Regions from separate parts of the Homo sapiens genome. Here region 1 is linked to region 2. A link is an interaction called in ENCODE POLR2A ChIA-PET data of the cell type or tissue named here. Cell type or tissue: Panc1. All regions are shown on one strand. Each heading gives the region's core, and the rest is flanking DNA. Links, peaks and the distances in the headings are about the cores only. Region 1 overlaps JADE3 (jade family PHD finger 3). Region 2 overlaps JADE3 (jade family PHD finger 3).

Evidence for each region. Peaks named below come from ENCODE experiments on the same cell type or tissue, not always from the same donor. Only the 100,000 strongest peaks of a DNase experiment are listed, where the experiment ranks them.
Region 1: POLR2A ChIA-PET joins it to region 2 with 17 read pairs; 5 of 35 experiments call an interaction of 5 or more read pairs at or near these places.

Annotation. Positions count from the first base shown.
Region 1 is chrX:46,977,548-46,980,359 of GRCh38, forward strand. All of the region lies in intron 1 of JADE3 (jade family PHD finger 3), which reads left to right. Among named protein-coding and RNA genes, the nearest start is that of JADE3, 67 kb to the left of the region's middle. In Panc1, for the core only: CTCF peaks have their summits at 1,234 (motif pointing left) and 1,440; DNase peaks (open chromatin) are centred at 1,284 and 1,894; H3K27ac peaks cover 808 bases.
Region 2 is chrX:46,925,494-46,928,305 of GRCh38, forward strand. All of the region lies in intron 1 of JADE3 (jade family PHD finger 3), which reads left to right. Among named protein-coding and RNA genes, the nearest start is that of JADE3, 14 kb to the left of the region's middle. In Panc1, for the core only: no CTCF peak of the experiment used is centred there; no DNase peak of the experiment used is centred there.

The DNA of each region.
Region 1 (2,812 bases), core at 302-2,801, 52 kb after region 2:
TAACTATAGCACTCTGCTGTACAAAAGATCTCTAGGACTTACCTTAAATTAAGTAGTACATTCTTAAAATTACCACTTAATAAGGATTCACATGTTAAGTAGGGGTGCCTAGAAGCAGAACCTGAGACAGTATTCAAATGCACATGATTTATTGAGGAGTGTTCTCAGGAGAAACCTGTAAGGGGAAGAGGGTAACCGGGTAAGGAAGGAGCAGCCAGTTAGGGTCTTAAGAAAATCTAGCCATAGCCTGTTTGAGGTGATGGCAGAACAATTATTGACTGCAGGCTGCCTCTGGGAGGGAGACTGGAAGAGTGTAATCCCCAGTTCTTGGGAAGAGAGGGGCCATTGTGAGCCATTAGCAGCCAACAAGAAGTAGCTGGAAAATGGGTACAGTATGCTAGCTAGGTAAACAGGATTGGGTGGGGGCAGCACAGTGTGTTATTCCTTTGCCTGTTTATTTTGTGCAGGATACTGTGCTAAGAGCTAGGGGTAAAAAATGAATGTGACACAGTCCCTGCTTTCAAGATGCTTGTGGTCTAGTGACAACAGGGCTGACCATGTAAAGCAGCAGTGTCCAATCTTTTGGCTGCCCTAGGCCACATTGGAAGAATTCTCTTGGGTCACACATAAAATGCACTAACACCTAACGATAGCTGATGAGCTTTAAAGAATCACAAAAAAAATCTCAGTGTTTAAAGAAAGTTTATGAATGTGTGTTTGGTGGCATTCACAGCCGTCCTGTGCCACATGCAGGCTGCGGGTTGGACAAGCTTGATGTAAAGAATATTGATGGTGCAAGTGAGGTGCTTCTTTGCATGTACTTGGATGGAAAGCAAAGGAGTGAATAATTGTGGGGGAGGGACGTCTGGGAAGCTTCATCGAGGACATCCAATGAATGAATAGAACCAGGGTTGGGGAAAATGGGCTGGTCAAGGAAAACATGGGGAGGAATTGTAGGTAGAAGGAAGAGCCCTGTGCAAAGGCTGGCAAGCAAGTATGAAACAAGACGAACGTGTTCCCGGAATCACATGGGGCATAGTATATGCCAAACAATTGGAGTGGATTGGGGGGAACAGCAGTTGATGAGGCCTGAGAGACTGGGAGCCAGAACTGGGCCTCGCAAGCCATGCTGAGGAGATTGGGCTTAGAAGGGGCACCATTCTTGCTGTCATCCCTCCAGCCTGTCCTCTGGCTTCTGGATCAACTTGGAGTGCTCATTGTCAATGTACCTGACTGCCCCCTGGTGGCCATGTTGCTCTAAGCATGTCGCTTTAATGCTTCTGAGCCCCAATTTCCTCATCTGTAAAATGGCTGCTGCTGCTATGTGTAGGACTGTTGTTGTGCTTAGAAATAATAAATAGAGATATAAAGATTTACCATCATTGAATTATTCTGCTGATATTTATTGTTTTCTGTCATTTTCCTACAATAATTAAAACAGCAGTATGTCACAGAAATGGACAGACAAATCACTGGACTTTAAACAGCCCATACCCAAAAATTAACTTGCTTTGTTTTCTTTTCTAAAAGTCATTGATGACTCATTTTCTTATTTCCCAGGACTGGTGTAACTCGTATTAGATAATCTGTTTCCTAGGCTTTTTACTGATAATACAAGATTTTTTGTTTCCATCTATAATAAAAAATAGTTGTTACTGTAATTGTTTTAAAAATGCCAAATTTTGCCTATTCTTTAAAATCTCCCTCTGTCAAGAACAGTTTGATAACTCTTTTACTTAAAGAACAGAATATTATAGAAAATGGAGAAACTGTTTTATCCAAAGTACACATACCCAGAACTTCAGATGAGAGGAGTATCCATCTCACAAGAAGTCTTAGGTCTTCTGAAACTCTCAGGGAGGTGAGGAGAGAGGGTCCATGGTCAGTTGGCTTTCTTCACTGAGATTTTTAGAGAATAAAACTGTTTTTTCTATGACATTTGTTGCCCTTGATCCCATCATGAGTCATCCATATGGAGGTTATATTCAGTGGGAACATAAACTTTCATTTCTCTGGGATAAATGCCCAGGAGTGCAATTGCTGAGTCATAGTTGCATATTTAATTTTTAAAGAAATGACCGAAATATTTTCTAGAATAGCTATACTATTTTACATTCCCACAAGCCATGTACGAGTGATATAGTTTCTCTACACTTTCTCCATGATTTGATATTTTCACTATTTCTTTATTTCAGCTATTGTAATAATAAGTATGTAATAATATCTTGTGGTTTTAACTGGCATTTCCCTAATGGCTGGTGATACTGAATGTCTTTTCACGGGCTTAAATGCCATTTGCGTTCCTCTTTGGTAAAATGTCTGCTGATTTTTTTTTTTTTTTTTTTTTTTTTTGAGACAGAGTCTCGCTGTCACCCAGGCTGGAGTACAGTGATGCAATCTAGGCTCACTGCAACCTCCGCCTCCCAGGTTCAAGCAATTCTCATGCCTCAGCCTCCCGAGTAGCTGGGATTACAGGTGCATGCCACCACACCCAGCTAATTTTTGTATTTTTAGTACAGACGGGGTTTCACCATGTTGGCCAGGCTGGTCTCGAACTCCTGACCTCAAATGATCCGTCCGCCTTAGCCTCCCAAAGTGCTGGGATTACAGGTGCGAGCCACCATGCCCGGCCCATCTCTTGATTTTTAATTAGGTCATTTGTTTCCTTACTGTTGAATTTTTAGAGTTCCTTATGCATTCTGTAATATAAGTTCATTGTCAGATATGTGTTTTATAATAAATATTACATGTATAATATTTCTAAGAAATGACCAAAATATTTTCTAGAATAGCGATTCCTTTTTACATTCCC
Region 2 (2,812 bases), core at 183-2,682:
AAATGGGAAACACAGAAATTAGTAGTGACCAAAAAGATGACCTATTGGCTGGGCGCAGTGGCTCACGCCTGTCATCCCAGCACTCTGGGAGGCTGAGGCAGGGGGATCATGAGGTCAGGAGATCGAGACCATCCTGGCTAACACAGTGAAACCCGGTCTCTACTAAAAATACAAAAAGAAATTAGCTGGGCGTGGTGGCAGGCGCCTGTAGTCCCAGCTACCTGGGAGGCTGAGGCAGGAGAATGGCGTGAACCCGGGAGGCAGAGCTTGCAGTGAGCCGAGATCACAGTACTGCACTCCAGCCTGGGCAACAGAGCAAGACTCCGTCTAAAAAAAAAAAAAAAAAAGATGACCTATTGACTTTTTTTTTTCTTTTTTGAGAGTCAGGGTCTTACTCCATCACCCAGGCTGGAGTGCACTGGCCCTATCATAGCTGACTGCAGCCTCAAACTCCTGGGCTCAAGTAATCTTCCCACCTCAGCTTCCTGAGTAGCTAGGACTACAGGTGTACACCACCATGCCCAGCTAATTTTATTTTATTTTATTTTATTTTATTTTATTTTATTTTATTTTATTTTATTTTAAGAGATGGGACCTTACTGTGTTGCCCAGGCTGGTCTTGAACTCCTGGGCTCAAGCAATCCTTCTGCCTCAGCTTCCCAAAGTGCTGGGATTGTAGGCCTGAGGCACTACACCTGGCCTATTGACTTAAAAAAATTATACAGTAGGTTGGACTTTTTTGGGGTTATTTATGGTTCTGTGGATTTTTTTTTTAAGACAGGGTGTCACTTTGTTGCCCAAGCTGGAGTGTCACAGTTGTCACTCACTGTAGCTTCGAACTCCTGGGCTCAAGCAATCCTCCTACCTTAGCCTCCTGAGTAGCTAGGCCTACAGGCACGCATTACCACACCTAGCTAATGTTTTAGTTTTTTTGTAGAGACGAGGTCTCACTATGTTGCCCAGGCTAGTCTTGAACTCCTGGGCTCAAGTGATCCTCCCACCTTGGCCTCCCAAAGTGCTGGGATTACAGGCGTGAGCCACCACACCTGACCCCGTTCTGTGGATTTTTAACACATAAATAGATCAGTGCAACCACCACCACAATCCACCACAATCAAGGTGCAGAACAGTTCTATTACCCAAAAAATTCCTTTGTGCTGACTCTTTAGTCATACTCTCTTTCCATCCTAAACTCTGGCAGCCACTGATCTGTGTTCTATCACTACAGTTTTGTTATTTTGAGAGTATCACATAAATGGAGTCAAACTGTAATCTTTTGAGTCTCATTTTCCTCTCTCAGGGTAATGCTTTTGAGATTCATCCAAGTTGTATATATCAATGGTTTGTTCCTTTTTATTGCTGAGTAGTATTCCATTGTCCAAATATACCACAGCTTGTTTAATCATTCACCATTGAAAGGCATTTGAGTTGTTTCCAGTTTTTGTTGATTGAGTAGAGCCGCTATAAAAATTCATGTACATGTGTTTGTGTGCATATAAGTTTGCATTTCTCTAGGATAAATACCTGGGAGTATGATGGCTAGAATTGTACTACCATTCATGGTAAAACTAGTTAGCTAGAGTTTGAATGCTAGGATGGATAGAGTAGCAGAGACCCAAGTTTGAATCCTGCTTTTTCTTTTTACTAGCTCTGCAACCTTGAGTCAGTTTAACCTCTTTGTGCCTCAGTTTCCTCGTTTGTAAAATGAAGTTAACCACTGGTATTGTGTGAAATAAATGACATATTAAGGATAAAATGCTGAGCAATGTATGACATACTGAATATATTATTATCTCATGTTTAATAGAACCCTTTTTGTGAGAAACATTCATCTTTGATGAATTAAAATGGAGAAATTAAGTAATCTATAAGTGTGGCGTGTTTGGTAGGCAAGCCTTCAAAATATGTTGTCCCTGGGGAAAATTTCAGAAGTCCTCAGTGGTGAAAAGGTTTAGGAACATAGATGTATGAGAGTCTTGTATAACATCCAAAGGTTGGACCAGATGCCCAAGTTTGGTGGTTTGACTTGCCCTGTCAACACTGAAGAATCAGATTCACCAAAAATTGAGTACATTGCTATATTTCATGTAAGAAGCTGCAAAAAGTAGCTCAGAATCAGTGAACACTTATTGAGCTCAGGAGATCCACCTGCTTTGGCCTCAGAAAGTGCTGGGATTACAGGTGGGAGCCACCACCTGGCTTAATCTCCCCAGTTTTGAGAAACACATTGAGGTCGGAATTACAGAAATACTCAGCAAGTCTTGCCCTAGAGCACTATACCATTAGAAAATGCAGTGGAGACCCTTTCTTGCATAACTGCCACATAGTATGGTCTGGCTCAGTCTGAGCAGGCACCAAGGGCAGAGAGGATATGTTTTCCCCTGGAGAATTTTCCCGTATCCTATGAGGTGCGCACAGAAGACTACCCATTCACTCACCAGGCAGTGGATGAAATTCAGCATTTGCAATAAGGAACCTAAATGTTCTTTTATTGTCTGTTCATCATTTTGTAATGTTTTCACATGGTACAGTCCATCAACTGTGACAGTTCTTTATCTGGGATTTCAGCAGAACTGGGTGGAACAAAAAGTCTTGAGCACACAATCTTAAGAGATGTCACCTCTGGACTGTTTCTGCACTGCCTTCCCTCTCCCGTACCATCAACAATCCAACACTCATGTTTACCTGCACCTTTCCTCACAGCTGGGAAATCCTTCCCTCTTTGCCCTGCCAATCCTGCCTGGGCCAATTCTTCCAAATTCCTGTAAATTCTATCTCAGCGAGAGATTTTCCACTATCCCCAACTCTATTC